Linked DNA regions of Homo sapiens: region 2 is linked to region 1. The links are chromatin loops, found by intact Hi-C in ENCODE. Cell type or tissue: gastrocnemius medialis. All regions are shown on one strand. Links, peaks and the distances in the headings refer to the core of each region. The heading gives the core; the rest is flanking DNA.

Region 1 (8,334 bases), core at 335-8,334:
TCGAGAGGCTCAAGTAGGAGGATGGCTTGAGCCTGGGAGGTTGAGGCTCTGTGATCGTGCCACTGCATTCCAGTCTGGGCAACAGAGGGAGACCCTATCTCATACACACAGAAAAAATAAATAAAAGCTTGTCTACAACATCTAATACTTAAGAAATTTTATCCTTAAGGTAATTGTTAAATTTTCATTTCCCTTTTTTAAATAATAATTGTATCATATGACCTCTATAAACATCTATAACTTGTTTGGCTGAAGGTTATTTCACATTATTGAATCTTCATCATTGTTTTCCAAATAAATTTGGAGAATGCCCTTTATAAGAGAGACTATTTAGTAGAATATAAGGTGAGACCCTCTTTTTTGAAGATGAATGCTAATAATAAAACCTTGACTTTAATTTGTGCATACCAGAGCAAGGGGAATTAGTACATAATTTTAATGTCCGGCTCTGAAAGTCTGGCGCATTCATCTTTAAGTAAATGAGCCATCTGTTACATGAACCAGCCGGCATTCATTTAGTAGGTTGCTTACTGCCCCCACCAAATGATTTCTAATAACTTCTAATAGTAATGGCTTCAGATAGGTACATTTCAGTTCCAGACCATTGGTTAAATTCTCTTCTGACAGGGTGCAGTGAAATTAATTTTTTAAAACAATTTTTATTTTTCTCATTTTCAGTATTCAAAAAGTGAATTTCATTTTAACAAACTCTATATTAGGTTAAGGCCTCAGTATTTTAGGTTACAGACAGGTTAATGTAGGCATAACCCATTTTTCTGAAGATGTAACTTAGTCACCTTGTGAAACCGTTATGTATTTATTTTTGAGACGGACTCTCACTCTGTTGCCAGGCTGGAGCGCAGTGGCACGATCTCAGCTCACTGCAACCTTTGCCTCCTGGGTTCAAGCAATTCTTCTGCCTCAGCCTCCCTAGTAGCTGGGACTACAGGCGCACGCCGCTGTGCCCGGCTAATTTCTTTCTTTTTTTTGTATTTTAGTAGAGATGGGGTTTCACCATGTTGCCCAGGCTGGTCTCAAACTCCAGAGCTCAGGCAGTATGCCCACCTCGGTCTCCCAAAGTGCTAGAATTACAGGCTTGAGCCACCGTGCCCAGCCAACTGTTACATATTTTTAAAGCCTTTTCACATTTTCTGATAGTCTGTTAGCTTTTGTCATTTCTGTAATTTGCTGGTTTTATTTTATTTTATTTATTTTTAAATTTATTTTTTATTAATTTTATTTTATTATATATTATTTTTATTTATTTATTTAATTTGTTTATTTTATTTAATTTTTTATTTTTGGAGACAGAGTCTCGTTCTGTCGCCCAGGCTGGAGCGCGGTGGTGCGATCTCGGCTCACTGTAATCTCTGCCTACCAGGTTCAAGTGATTCTCCTGCCTCAGCCTCCCGAGTAGCTGGGATTATAGGTGCTTGCCACCATACCTGGCTAATTTTTGTATTTTTAGTAGAGAGGCTGTTTTGCCATGTTGGCCAGGCTGGTCTCGAACTCCTGACCTCAAGTGATCCACCCACCTTGGCCTTGTGCACCACACCTGGCCCTTTGCTGGTTTTATTAACCATGTTTTGATTTTTCTTAATTTCTTTTCACTTTTACTTCAGAATATAGTTAAGTACCTCTTATACACAGGTAATATTGGCTTTTGTTTATATTTATGAAGAAATTTTGGCAGAAATTACTTGCTCTCAGTCCTAAAGTTAATTTTGTATATTCTGTGTATTTCAGTGCCTTAACAGCTAGTTTTTAAAAATAAAGCAGAGGCTGGCCACAGTGGCTCACGCCTGTAATCCTAGCACTTTGGGAGGCCGAGTCGGGTGGAATGCCTGAACTCAGGAGTTTGAGACCAGCCTGGGAAACATGGTGAAACCCCATCTCTACTAAAAATACAAAAAATAAAAAAATTAGCCAGGTGTGGTGGCACACGCCTGCAATCTCAACTACTGTGGAGGCTGAGGCACGAGAATTGCTTGAACCCGGGAGGCGGAGGTTGCAGTGAGCCAACATTGTGCCACTTCAGTGCAGCCTGGGAAACAGAGCAAGACTCTGTCTTAAAAACGAAAAAGTAATAAAGCATAATTTTTTGACTTAAAATTAGTATAATTTATGTGTTTTGCCTTTTCAATAAAATTTTTACTCAGTATGAAACTTAAGGTATATAGCTTGTTCTTTGTATTTATGTAATGATCAGACGGTGAGTGAAACAAAATTTTTAAAATTCAAAGTTATTCACTTATTTATTTATTTATTTATTTATTTTTGAGACATGGTCTTGCTCTGTCACCCAGGTTGGAGTGCAGTGGCGCCATCTCAGCTCACTGCAGCCTCCCACTCCCAGGCTGAAGTGATCCTTTCACCTCAGTCTCCTGAGTATCTGGGACTACAGGTATACACCACCGTGCCCAGCTAACTTTTGTATTTTTTGTATTGACAGGGTTTTATCATGTTACAGCCCAGGCTGGTCTTGAACTCCCAGGCTCAAGCAATCTGCCTGCCTCGGCCTCCCAAAGTGCTGGGATTACAGGCGTGAGCTATCACACCTGGCCTCATCTCTTAATTTTGATTGCATAAATCAGAGCCAGAGAACAGTCTACCATATATTAATCACTAGCAAAACTTTTAGAAGTTCTTTTTTTTTTTTTTTCTTTTTTTGAGATGGAGTCTTGCTCTGTCACCCAGGCTGGAATGCAGTGGCACGATCTCAGCTCACTGCAACCTCTGCCTCCCGGGTTCAAGCAATTCTCCTGCCCCAGCCTCCCGAGTAGCTGGGATTATAGGCGCCCACCACCATACCTGGTTGATTTTCGTATTTTCAGTAGAGACGGGGTTTCGCCATGTTGGCCAGGCTGGTCTTGAACACCTGACCTCAGGTGATTCGCCTGCCTTGGCCTCCCAAGGTGCTAGGATTACAGGTGTGAGCCACCGTGCCTGGCCAGATATTCTTTTAGTTTATAATTGGCAGCAAAGCTTAATCAAGTTGATATGGATCCGTGCCAGATCTTTGGCAATTAAGGGTTAACCTAGGGTACTGAATTTTGAGAATATTGTCAAGAAAATTAGCTGAGGACAGGGTATAGCCCATTTTGACTAGTTATTTGAGGGTCCATATGAGCTCCAATATAGGCCTATATTTTTTAAACAATTACAAATTTTGGCTGGGCACAGTGGCTCATGCCTGTAATCCCACCACTTTGGGAGGCCGAGGCTGGAAGATCGATCTGAGGTCAGGAGTTAAGACCAGCCTGACCAACATGGAGAAACCCCATCTCTACTGAAAATATAAAAATTAGCTGGGCGTGGTGGTAGGTGCCTGTAATGCCAGCTACTTGGGAGGCTGAGACAGGAGAATCACTTGAACCTGGGAAGCGGAGGTTGCAGTGAGCCAAGGTTGTGCCACTGCACTCCAGCCTGGGTGACAGAGCAAGACTGTCTCAAAAAAAAAAATTATTTGATGTTGGTATCTTTAGTGCTTTAATTAAAATATATTGCCAGGTGCAGTAGCTTATGCGTTTAATTCCAGCACTTTGTGAGGCTGAGGCGGGAGCATCGCTTAAACCCAGGGGTTCAAGCCTGGACAACATGGTGAAATCCCATCTCTACAAAAAATACAAAAATTAACCAAGTGGGGTGGTGCACACCTGTAGTCCCAGCTACTCGGCAGGCTGACGTGGGAGGATCGCTTGAGCCCAGGAAGCAAAGGTTATAGTGAGCTGTGATTGATTGCACCACTGCACTCCATCCTGGGTGACAAGAGTGAGACCTTATCTCAAAAAAAAAATATATATATATATATATATATATACGTATATATATATATACATGTATATATATATACGTATATATACATGTATATATGTATATGTGAAAGATACATGTTAATTGAACACTTTAAAGCTGTCTTGACTGGTAAGTGATGATTTCATATCAAAACATTAAGAATGTAGATTAATAAAAGTTTAAAGTGTTCCGCATGTTCACTTTCTTTTCAACATAATGCAAATAGCTGGGAAAAATAAGACATTTCTCCTTCCCCCATTTTGGGAAATCACAGATTAGTATTCTTTCTTGGAGATTTTCTCTTTTGTTTTATTTAATAACAACTTGAATGGTACAATGTTTTGCAAAAACATTAAGGTGATTATGTCACCACTTGTTAAATAACAAACTTAGTCTGACATCTCTACTCTTTCAAACTTGGGTTTTATTATTATTGTTTTCTTATGCTTTGCTGAATTCTGTTTTATTCCAGACATGCTGGTGTCTACACAGCAGAAGAAGTGGCCCTGATTATGCGTGAAAAGCTAATTCGTTTGCAGTCGTTGTATATTGATCAGTTTAAACGACTTCAGCATCTGCTCAAGGAGAAGAAGCGCCGATACTTACATAATCGCAAAGTGGAACATGAAGCTCTAGGCAAGTTTTATGCCAGTTCCAACAAGCTGTTGTGGGTTTAACATGTGAATTTGGTAGTACAGTCATGTGTCACTTAATGATGGGGATACATACTTTGTTAGGTGATTTTTGTCATTCAAACTTCATGGAGTGACTCACGCTAACGTAGGTGGTATAGCCTGCAACATACCTAGGCTGCAAACCTGTACAAGCATGTTACTGTACTGAATACTGTGGGCAGTTGTAACAGTGGTATTTGTGTACCTAAACACATCTAAACAGAGAAAAGGTACAGTTAAATTATGGCATAAAAGATTTTAAAAATGGGCACTTAGCATGAATGGAGCTTGTAGGACTGGAAGTTATTTTGGGCGAGTGAGTGAGTGGTGAGTCAATGGGAAGGCCTAGCACATTATTATTTACTACTTTAGACGTTATAAGTACTGTACACTTAAGCTGTACTAAATTTATAAAAAAAGTTTCTTCAATAATAAATTAACCCTTAGCTTACTGTAACTTTTTTACTTTCATTTTTTTTTTTTTTTAATTGAGACGGACATGGAGTCTCACTCTGTTGCCCAGGCTGGAGTGCAGTGGCATGATCTCAGCTCACTGCAACCTCTGCTTCCTAGGTTCAAGCAGTTCTCCCACCTCAGCCTCCCAAGTAGCTGGGATTACAGGCACATTCCACCATGCCCGGCTAATTTTTTTATTTTTAGTAGAGGGGGGGTTTTGCCATGTTGGCCAGGCTGCTCTCGGAACTCCTGACTTCAAGTGATCCCCCTACCTTGGCCTCCCAAAGTGCTGGGATTTCAGGCATGAGCCACTGCGCCTGGCCTATAAGCTTTTTTTTAAAGAGACAGAATCTTGCTGTGTCACTGAGGCCAGAGTGCAGTAGCGTAGTCCTCACTCACTGCAGCCTTCAACTCCTGGACTCAGGCTATCCTGCCTCAGCCTCCTGAGTAACTAGGACTACAGATGCACCACCACACTCAGCTAATTTTTAAATTTTTGTAGAGACAGGGTCTCGCTATGTTGCCCAGGTTAGTCTTGAACTCCTGGGCTCAAGTGATCCTCCGACCGTGGCTTCCCAAAGTGCTGGGATTGATTACAGGCATGAGCCACTGCACCTGGCCTTTATAAACTTAAAAAAATTTTTAAGAAAAACTTCTGGACTCTGTAATAACACTTAGCTTAAAACACAAACACTGTACAGCTGTACAAAAATTTTTTTTATATCCCTATAAGCTTTTCTAGTTTTAATTAAAAAAAAATCCTTTTAAACTTCTGTTAAAAACTAAGATGCAAACACGTACATTAGCCTAGGCCTACATGGGCCTAGTGTCACTGTCTTTCACCTCCACATCTTGTCCCAGTGGAAGGTCTTCGGGGACAATCTCATGCAGCGAACTGTCATCTCATGATAACAATGTCTTCTGCAATACTTTCTGAGAGAACTGCCTGAGGCTGTTTTACATTTAACTTTTTTTTTTTAATAAATAGAGTGGAGTACATTCTAAGGATAAATATAGTAAATATATAAACCAGTAACATAGTTGTTTATTATCGAGTATTAGGTACTGTGCATAATTGTAGGTGCTAGATTTTTTTTTTTTTTTTTGTGATATAGTCTCACTCTGTCGCCAGGCTGGAGTGCAGTGTGTGATCTTGGCTCACTGCAACCTCCACCTCCCGGGTTCAAGCGATTCTCCTGCCTCAGCCTCCTGAGTAACTGGGACTATAGGCGCATGCCACCACGCCCAGCTAATTTTTGTATTTTTAGTAGAGATGGGGTTTCACCATGTTGGCCAGGATGTTCTCAATCTCCTGATCTGGTGATCTGCCCGCCTTGGGCTCCCAAAAAGTGCTGGGATTACAGGTGTGAGCCACTGTGTCCAGCCTGTGCTAGACTTGTATATAACTGGCAGTGCAGTAGGTTTGGTCACCAGCATCACCACAAATGTGTGGGTTGAACTATGATGTCACTAGGCAATAAGAATTTTTCAGCTTTGGCCGGGTGCGGTGGCTCATGCCTGTAATCCCAGCACTTTGGGAGGCCAAGGCAGGCGGATCATGAGGTCAGGAGATCGAGACCACAATGAAACCCTGTCTCTACTAAAAATACAAAAAAAAAATTAGCCGGGCGTGGTGGCGGGCACCTGTAGTCCCAGCTACTCAGGAGGCTGAGGCAGGAGAATGGCGTGAACCTGGGGGGCGGAGCTTGCAGTGAGCCAAGATTGCGCCACTGCACTCCAGCCTGGACAACAGAGCGAGACTGTGCCTCAAAAAAAAAAAAAATTTTTTTTCCAGCTTTGTTATAATCTTATGGGACCACCATAGTATGTATGGTCAATGATTGATTAAAAAGTGGTTATATAGTGCATGACTATAATTAGATTTATTTCTGTCTTGGTACCTGGATTGGGGGTCATTTGCTTTTGAAACTGCCTATCTTATGCCCAAGGATTTTCCTGTTTACTTGTTGACTTGGAGACGTAACCTTGATGGATTGCTTGGCAAATAACATCTTGACTCTTGTAACTCTAGGCAGTAGTCTCCTGACTGGCCCAGAGGGACTTTTGGCCAAAGAACGAGAGAACTTAAAGCGATTAAAATGTCTGCGACGATACCGCCAGCGCTATGGAGTGGAAGCCTTACTGCATAGGCAGTTGAAGGAACGGAGAATGCTGGCCACAGATGGTGCTGCCCAACAGGTAATTTGTGTGTATACCTTTAAGGTATATACGTTCACTTTATTTATTGTTTTTATTTTTTCGAGACGGAGTCTCGCACTGTCACTCGGGCTGGAGTGCAGTGGTGCGATGTCGGCTCACTGAGATCTCTCAACCTCTGCCTCCCAGTTTCAAGCAATTCTCCTGCCTCAGCCTCCCGAGTAGCTGGGATTACAGGTGCCCACCACCATGCGCCCAGCTAATGTTTTTGTATTTTTTGGGGTTTCACTATGTTGGCCAGGCTGGTCTCCAATGCCTGACCTCGTGATCTACCCACCTCGGCCTCCCAAAGTGTTGGGATTGCAGACATGAGCCACCGTGCCTGTTCATGTTCACTTTATTTACAAAGTTAGAGTAATTGTCAAAACACTATGTCCAGTCTTTTTTTGAGACAGAGTTTCAATCTTGTTGCCCAGGCTGGAGTGCAATGGCGCCGTCTTGGCTCACCGCAGCATCCACCTCCTGGGTTCAAGTGATTCTCCTCCCTCAGCCTCCTGAGTAGCTAGGATTACAGGCATGTGCCACCATGTCTGGCTGATTTTGTATTTTTAGTAGAGACGGGGTTTCTCCATGTTGGTCAGGCTGGTCTTGAACTCCCTATGTCCAGTCTTGGATCTGAAATCTGACTTTTTGCACATGGGTTATAGTGAAAGCACTTAGCTTGAAGTCAGGAGACATGGATTCTAGTGTGAGTCCCCACTGACCAGCTCTGTGTCTGCACAGTTAGCTTAAATTTTCTGGGCCTCAGTATTCTCATCTGCATATTGAGTAGTTGGGAAAAGTTTCTAAGTCCTTGGTTCAGATATTCTTCAGTTCAGAAATAAGCACAGGTTAATCCTAAATTGCTTGGGAATCTTGTTTTAAAAGGTGGGAAGGTAGAATAGGAGCAATTGAATGTCAGGAAGTAAGGTTAATAGGAAGAAGAATTAAGTGATCATTCTTAAATTTGTTTTTCAGACCCTTGGTCTCTGTTTCAGTAAGAGTAATTTTGTTTCATTTGTTGAGATTCCACTTAAGGCTGCAATTTCAGAGTTCTGTTGGTAAAAGACAAAATTTGTGTTAAATAGGCTATATCACACTTTTAGAATATGGAGAGGTGTATTTGGGATTGAGGTTGACTCATTCTTTATGCACTAGGTTTTAAAGTTTTTTGTCTTTTGCATAATATTGGTGAATCTATTTTTGTTAAATG
Region 2 (8,334 bases), core at 129-8,128, 340 kb before region 1:
GATCACGAGGTCAGGAGTTTAAGACCAGCCTGGCCAACATAGTGAAACCCCGTCTCTACTAAAAATACAAAAAAAAACTTAGCTGGGCGTGGTGGCAGGCATCTGTAGTCCCAGCTACTTGGGAGGCTGAGGCAGGAGAATCGCTTGAACCCCGGAGGCGGAGATTACAGTGAGCCAAGATCGCATCACTGCACTCCAGCCTGGGAGACACAGCGAGACTCTGCCCACCCGCCCAAAAAAAAAGTCACATATGCAGTTGTGTTTGACTCTCTTATGTTGGTATCTGTATCTCTAGTTAGCTCTATGTTTCTTTCCTCCCTCTGTAACTTAGTCTTGGGCATATCTGTTCATATCAGTGTGCATCATTCTTTGAGAATTAAAAAACAAAACAACTGTGAATTATATGCAAAACCCTGTGCTTGGTGGTATGGGAGATACAAAGTATAAGATAGTTCTAGGTTTCCAGGAATTTATAATCTGTTTGGATAGATAATGAACAAAATAACTGTAGCACAGTACAGTATATATCATATGATGGGTAAATTCTACAGAAGTAGCTGTTTTTGTGCCTTTGTGTAGATCTTTGTGAGACTCTGATATATCATGTGTCTATCTTTATCACAGCCCTCTCTCCCACTTATAAGTGATGAGGCTGTTGTTCTGATAGTCTTGCCAAAATGGCAGGCCAAGCTGACAGTCTTATGCAGTCCAGTGGGAAGAGGGAGATTATCCCCCTTACTCCCTGCACTCTCCCCTAGCCCATTAAGGGAGAAAAGTTTAGGGCTGTCTTAAACTTCCCTGGTTTAGGAAGTTTGTCAGCCAACCTCCCAGGTTGAAGTTTTTAATGTCATGTTACTACAGAAGCTATGGGGATGAAGTATGGTTTTATTTTGGAGATATCACCCAGAGAAAATGGAGCCAAGACTGTTGATGCTAGCAGATGAAAATTGTTGTGATCCCTTCTGGGTTCCTAAATAACAATGGCATTTCCAAATGTTCCCACTTGAGGGAGCACAGAAATGGTTCTAAGTTTTGTCTAGTCAAAGCACTCTCTAATCTCAGACTATCTTGGGAAGGGAAACTTGGAAAACCAGCATCCCCTGGCTATAGCAGCCTTTGACTCACAAGGGTGCTGAGTGGACTCAAGTTCCCAGTTTCAGTACATTCGTGTTCCTTATCCACCTCTCAGTCATTCAGGTTTTGACTGGCTGACAGTCAGCTACTGGGATCCTCCCCAGTTGTGGCTCTCTCTCTGCCATGGAGCTAGACAATGGTGGAACCAGTGTCTGTGGTTCTAGTGCCTACAACTATGCCTAGTGAGTGTCTGTGTTTGGGGAAGACAATGCTGTCTCTCTGGCTTCCATGTTTTAATAAAGTAGATCTGTGAGAATCTTGTAGGGGTTAGCCCTAAGCTCAGATCTTTAGTCTTAGCTTTTAGGACCTAGTGTTTCATTAGGCAGTATAGTGTACAAGAACATGAGCTTTGCAGATAATGCTCGTTCAGCTCAGAAGTGGATAGAAGCATTTCTGGAAGGCACAATATTGTAGCAGTATTGGTTTCTTCTCTTCTGTGATTCCAGAGAGGTAGAATTTCATCAGAATGGAGTAAATACATTCAAAAATTTTATAAAAATGGCCGGGCGTGGTGGCTCATGCCTGTAATCCCAGCACTTTGTGAGGCTGAGGCGGGCAGATCAGTTGAGGTCAGGAGTTTGAGACCAGCCTGGCCAACATGGTAAAACCCCATCTCTGTTATAAATATGAAAATTAGGTGGGTGTGGTGGTGCACGCCTGTAATTCCAGCTCTCAGGAGGCTGAGGCACGGGAATTGCTTGAACCCAGGAGGAGGCAGTTGCAGTGAGCCAAGATCACGCCACTGCACTCCAGCCTGGGCAACAGAGCAAGACTCTGCCTCAAAACAAAACAAACAAAAAAATTTACAAAAATGAACACTGCCAAGATAAACCCAACCAAACTCTTCATCAGTTATAAGAAATTATTTTGTTAGGTATACGTAGTTTTTTAAAAATTTGTTTTTTCAAGTATGTTATTTATTAAAATTTTGATGTAAACAAAAGCAAACCACAAGCTCTGGAACCAGAAGATAGGTGTTTGAATGCCTACTCCACCCCTTATCAGCCATGTGACCTTGGGCAAGTTGCTTAATGTCTCTTGACCCTCAGAGACAATCTGTGAAAATAAGGCTAATAATAGTATTTACCTCAGGGTTGTTATGAAGATTAAATGAGATCATATTTCTGAAGAGCCTTATAAGGCTGGGTGCAGTAACTCGTGCCTGTAATCGTAGTGCTTTGAGAGGCCAAGGAGGGCAATCACTTGAGCCCAGGAGTTCAAGACCAGCCTGGGCAACATGGCAAAACTCCATCTCTACTAAAAATACAAAAATTAGCTGGGTATAGTGGCTTGCACCTGTAGTCCCAGCTACTCAGGAGGCTGAGGTGAGAGAGGATCACCTGACCCCGAGGAGGTCAAGGCTGAAGTGAGCTGTGATCACACCACTGCACTGCAGCCTGGGTGACAGAGCGAGACCTTGTCTCAAAAACAAAAAAAAAAGGGTTTGGCGGGGGCAGTGGCTTTATAGTGCTTTAAAGAAAGTCATTATTTGTTCACCAGCCCTTCCCCTAATGTTGCTAGGCTAAAATGGATGGAACCAGGTTAAGCTGAATCTGTTTTCTTATCTCTCCAGGTCATTTCTTCAGATAGCTCCCCAGCTGTGGAAAATGAGCATCCTCAAGGTAAGTTTACTGAAGAAAGGAAACTGGGCATGAAAACAATAGCCTGACCCTAACAATGTCTTCAACAATGCTTTTGAATCTCTCCCCTGGAAAAATCAAAGCAGGGCCAGATAATGTGCCAAACCACAAAAATCAGTGACAGTAGTTTGGCAAGATCACCCAGGAATAAATCTTGGGCAGAGTGGGGATGATTAATATCTTCAATTATCAAACCACTTGAGAGAAACATCTGAGGTACAGGCAAAACTTCCATAGGCAACTCTGGGCTGGCTACCATGTTTTAGAAGTCCTGGGTATTTTCTGCATAGTCCAGAAACAGTGCTACCAGGATTTTATCACCCAGCAAGCTCACTAAAGCCACTGAATGTACACCAAAAATTATGCAAAGGGCTTGGTGCAGTGGCTTACACCTGTAATCCCAGCACTTTGGGAGGCCGAGGCAGGTGGATCACTTGAGCTCAGGAGTTTGAGACCAGCCTGACCAACCTGGTGAAACCCTGTCTCTACTAAAAATACAAAATCAGCCAGGTGTGGTGGCGCATGCCTGTAATCCCAGCTACTTGGGAGGCTGAAGCACAATTGCCTGAACCAGGGAGGCAGAAATTGCAGTGAGCCAAGATCGTGCCATTGCACTCCAGCCTGGGCAACAAGAGTGAAACTTCGTCTCAGAAAAAAAAAAAAAAGAAAGAAAAAAATTAGGAAAAGGCTCTTAGAACTAATCTAGTAATAGAAGCACTAAACCTCTAAAATCCAGAGCACAGGGAAGACAGTTCCAATGCTGGCCAGTGCCTATTTTATGTTTCTGAGTACATTTGCATTAGCACCAAGGCAGAAACTAGAAACTCAAATTGCCTACATGGACCAAGCAGTGAAGTGAACTACATATGAAAAGAAGGCGACAGCTGGGCCGGGCATGGTGATTCATGACTGTATTCCCAGCACTTTGGGAGGCCAAGGTGGGTGGATCACCTAAGGTCAGAAGTTGAAGACCAGCCTGGCCAACATCGTGAAATCTTGTCTCTACTAAAAATAAAAAATTAGCTGGGCGTGGAGCTGCATGCCTGTAATCCCAGCTACTCGGGAGGCTGAGGCAGGAGAATTTTTAGAACCTGGGAGGCAGAGGTTGCAGTGAGCCGAGACTGTGCCACTACACCCCAGCCTGGGCGACAGCACAAGACTCTGTCTCAAAAAACTAAAGGCAGCTGGGTGTGGTGGCTCACGCCTGTAATCCCACCACATTGGGAGGCCAAGGCAGGTGGATCACCTGAGGTCACAAGTTACAGACCAGTCTGATCAACATGGTGGAACCCCATCTCTACTAAGTAGAAAAAATTAGCTGGGCTTGATGGTGGGCGCCTATAATCCCAGCTGCTTGGGAGGCTGAGGCAGGAGAATCACAGAATCGCTTGAACCTGGGAGGCAGATTTTGTTGCAGTGAGCCGAGATCATGCCATTGTACTCCAGCCTGGGCAACAAAAGTGAAACTCCGTCTCAAAAAAAAAAAAAGGCGACAACTATCTAGGTCTGGTCAACTAAGACCTATTTTTGCCAGATCTTCAAGTCTGGGCACAGTGTAACACCAGCACTTTGAGAGGCCAAGGCAGGAGGATCACTTGAGCTCAGGAGTTCGAAACCAGCCTGGATAACTTAGTGAGACCCTGTCTCTACAAAAAATTAAAAATTTTTTGCACTCCAGCCTGGGCAGAGAGTGAGATCCTGTCTCAATTATAAACAAACAAACACTGAGAAAGCCAAATCCAATATGTTTATGGGCCTGTGGCCTGAATGATAGTATTTAACTATCAATGTAGTGTATGTATCTTCAACTGGTGTCCAAAGACATGTTCTTGGGAGTCTGAATTCTCAAGTTTGAATAACAATGGTAGGCTTCCAGTTAAAGACGGTAGATTGGTAGATTGGGCTGCGCGTAGTGGCTCATGCTTGTAATCCCAGCACTTTGGGAGGCTGAGGCGGGTGGATCACTTGAGAACAAGAGTTTGAGACCAGCCTGGCCAACATGGTGAAACCCCGTCTCTACTAAAAATATAAAAATTAGCCAGGCATGGTGACATGTGCCGTAATCCCAGCTACTTGGGAGGCTGAGGCATGAGAATCGCTTGAACTCAGGAGGAGGAGGTTGCAGTGAGTGGAGATCGCACCACTGCACTCCAGCTTGGGTGACAGAGCAAGACTCTGTCTCAAAAAAAAAAAAAGGTGGTACATTGAATATATATTCCCAAAAACTCCCCTAAAACCACCATAAAGGAATTTTTTTAAAGAAAAAGACACAAACACACCATAGGGAAAACAGGAGAGGAGATAATAGCAATGAATTTTTGGAAGCTGAAAAGCAGACAAAAGAGTGATGAATGACTTAGACCTGAGAAAACTGAATTATAACTAGCAGTGAGGAAAGCCAAGAAGCATTGAAGGTCTAAGAAACAGTCAGATCCCAAGACACCCTACCCCATTGAGTACAGTGGGCAACTCTGCCTCCCAACTGTGGCAGAGACTGGAAATCTGGCAAGGGACTCGGGCACAGCTTAGGGCTGAAGTACTGCACTGAAAACAGGAGCATGTAGTGAACTATACTCGATGCTGAGCCTCCAGCCCTTTCCCCCTTTTCAGTTTCCAGAGCGCTGGCAGAAGAGCCTTCACCCTCCAAGCATGAAATTGAATAATCCTTCTCTCCAGAATCCTCTTGAAGGGAAGTCCTAAAATATATAAGTATTGAATGTTCCCTATCCAAATGACTCACTGTCAGCAAGGCTCACTTACACACTTAGAGCTTCCACTCAGCTTTAAAGCCTCCACTCTTAAGTTATGGTTTAAGTTCTCCTTTAAACTAGGGATTACCAAACATCTAAAGAAAGGATCTGTGAAAAAAAGTGATCCAAACTGCCCCCCACCCCACTCTGGAATGTACCTTTGTTTTACTCTGAAGGCTGTATCTCCCTGGTAAAAAATAAATAAAAATGAAAAAGCAAACTGCCTCTCCCAACCTCATGTACACACAGAAGAAACAAACAGGAAAAAAGCAACTGGAAGGAAAAGATGAGAAGAAAACTTTAATAACATTAATATAATCTTAGATAAAGGAACATATTTCTCAATACCTGTGAAAGTAGTATATCTTTAAAGAAAACAACAGCCGGGCACGGTGGCTCACGCCTGTAATCCCAGCACTTTGGGAGGCCGAGGCAGGCAGATCACCTGAGGTCAGGAGTTTGAGACCAGCCTGCCCAATATGATGAAACCCTGTCTGTACTAAAAATACAAAAATTAGCTGGGCATGGTGGCATGTACCTGTAATCCCAGATACTCGGGAGGCTGAGACAGGAGAATCGCTTGAACCCAGGAGGTGGAGGTTGCTGTGAGCCGAGATTGCACCATTGCACTCCAGCCTGGGCAACAAGAGTGAAACTCTGTCTCAAAAAAACAAAAACAACAACAACAAAAAACCTTATTTCCACCATGAAACAAGTATAGGATACAATTTTTTAAAGAAGGAATTTTCAGAAAACAAAAAGGAACTCTTGGAAATTAAAAATATAGTAGCAAAAATTTAAACCCAGCTGGAGGTTTCAAAAATCAACATGAGGAAATTTCCCAGAAAGGAGAGTTAAAAATCAACAAAGTAGAAAATAGGAGAGAAGGTGCAGTGGCTCATACCTGTAATCCCAGCACTTTGGGAGACTGAGGCGGGAGGCCAGGAGTTCAAGACCAGCTCAGCAACACAGCAAGACCCTGTCTCTACAAAAAAATAAAAATTAGCCAGGCATAGTGGCATACACTTGTAGTCCCAGCTACTCAGGAGGCTGAGATAGGAGAATTGCTTGAGCCCAGAAGGTCAAGGCTGCAGGTGAGCCATGATCTCGCCATTGTACTCCAGCCTGGGTAACAGAATGAAAGCCTGTCTCTTTAAAAAAAAAAAAAAAAAAGGAGAGGAAAGATTCCAACAACCCACAAAACAAACAAACATTTAAAGGATCAGTCTAGGAGGTCCAGTATCTAAATAGGAGTCATAGAAAAAGAAAAATGGCAACACAGAGGGAAGGAAATAATTGAGGAACTAATTCAAGAACATTTATTGGAACTTGAGGACATTAGTTTTCATATTGAAAGGACCCATCGAATATTCAGCACAATGGATGAAAGTGACCCACCCAAAGCACAGTCATCCTGAGATTTCAGAACACTGGAAACAGAGATCCTATGAGTTTTCAGAGAGAGGAAAAAAAAGTCACATACAAAAAGTCAGAATTGCCTTGGACTCTCAACAACACCAGCAGCTAGCAGGCAATGGAGCAATGCCTTCAACATTCTGCAGGAAAACACATTCCAAGCTTTCCTGCAGATTCTCTATTCAGCCGAATTATAAATCCAAGGATGAGGGTAGAATAAAGATATCTACAGGCTGCAAGGTCTCAAAAACACATACCTCCCATGCACCCTTTCTCAGGAAGCTACTGGAAGATGTGTTCCACCAAAATAAGGGAGTAATCAAAAAAGATAAAAACGCGATATAGGAGCACCAGTAGAGGACAGACGTGAAAGGGGTACCCAGGATGGTGATGAAGAAAGATCCCAGGATGACAGCAGTGCACACCAGACAAACCAGCCCAGATTTGAGCAGGTCAGAAGGCTCCAGGGAGATTTCTTTGGGTAGTTTAAATTTTGATAGACTGTCTAATGCTTTTGAACCTCTTAAAAGGAGATTTAAATAGTTGGTGAAGCATTTGGGGGTTGGATTAGTTATAAGAATTATACATAGAAAATTAAACAAAAGGACAAGACATTAACTCCAGGTAAAACAAAGTTGTGAAGGAAGAAAAAAAAATCAGAGTTTACTATTTGGCTTATCTCTGAATAATAAATATTCAGTCAAAATGATTTAAATACTGGCCGGGTGCAGTGGCTCATTCCTGTAATCTCAGCACTTTGGGAGGCCAAAGCGGGCAGATCACATGAGGTCAGGAGTTCGAGATCAGCCTGGCCAATGTGGTGAAACCCTGTCTCTACTAAAATACAAAATTTAGCCGGGCATGGTGGCGGGCACCTGTAACCCCAGCTACTTGCGAGGCTGAGGCAGGAGAATCGCTTGAACCTGGAAGGCTGAGGTTGTAGTAACCTGAGATCGTGCCACTGCACTTCAGCCTGGGTGACAGAGCAAGACTCCCTCTCAAAAAAAAAAAAAAAAAAGATTGAAATACGGATATAACCAACATTATGGTTTAGCTCCTGGAATAATGAGGAGAATGGGAAGTACGTGTTTGTGGTGGAGTCCTAGTAGGAGAGAGAACTAGAAATTCTCATCTTCTTTGGTAGATAGATGATAAATAATGCCCCAAAATGAAAAAAAAAATGGAAACTAGCAATACAAGCATGTTATTTAAGGACATAGAATTAAGTACCAAAATAATCAACTAAGGTAGATAGATGTTCTCATCTCTGGGGAAGGGTAGTACAGGGAGGTGGGTTGCAAGGAGTGCAATTTTTTCTTAACAAAATTTGTAAAACTGTTGGACTGATTTAACTGTGTGTCTATATAACTTTGGTTAAAAAAATAAATATTAAA

Evidence for each region. Peaks named below come from ENCODE experiments on the same cell type or tissue, not always from the same donor. Only the 100,000 strongest peaks of a DNase experiment are listed, where the experiment ranks them.
Region 2: a loop joins it to region 1, with 8 times the contacts of the local background. A loop is called at or near these places in 2 of 110 quality-filtered maps.

The regions. Positions count from the first base shown.
Region 1 is chr12:48,667,896-48,676,229 of GRCh38, reverse strand. It overlaps KANSL2 (KAT8 regulatory NSL complex subunit 2), which reads left to right. Exons shown (of 10, transcript NM_017822.4): 5 at 4,268-4,431; 6 at 6,958-7,124. Among named protein-coding and RNA genes, the nearest start is that of SNORA2B, 4.5 kb to the right of the region's middle. In gastrocnemius medialis, for the core only: no CTCF peak of the experiment used is centred there; a DNase peak (open chromatin) is centred at 4,795; H3K4me3 peaks cover 856 bases; H3K27ac peaks cover 8,000 bases.
Region 2 is chr12:49,007,484-49,015,817 of GRCh38, reverse strand. It overlaps PRKAG1 (protein kinase AMP-activated non-catalytic subunit gamma 1), which reads left to right. Exons shown (of 12, transcript NM_002733.5): 2 at 2,708-2,756. All of the region lies in intron 1 of DDN-AS1 (DDN and PRKAG1 antisense RNA 1), which reads right to left. Among named protein-coding and RNA genes, the nearest start is that of PRKAG1, 7.1 kb to the left of the region's middle. RefSeq lists a silencer at 918-1,212. In gastrocnemius medialis, for the core only: no CTCF peak of the experiment used is centred there; a DNase peak (open chromatin) is centred at 3,691; H3K27ac peaks cover 8,000 bases.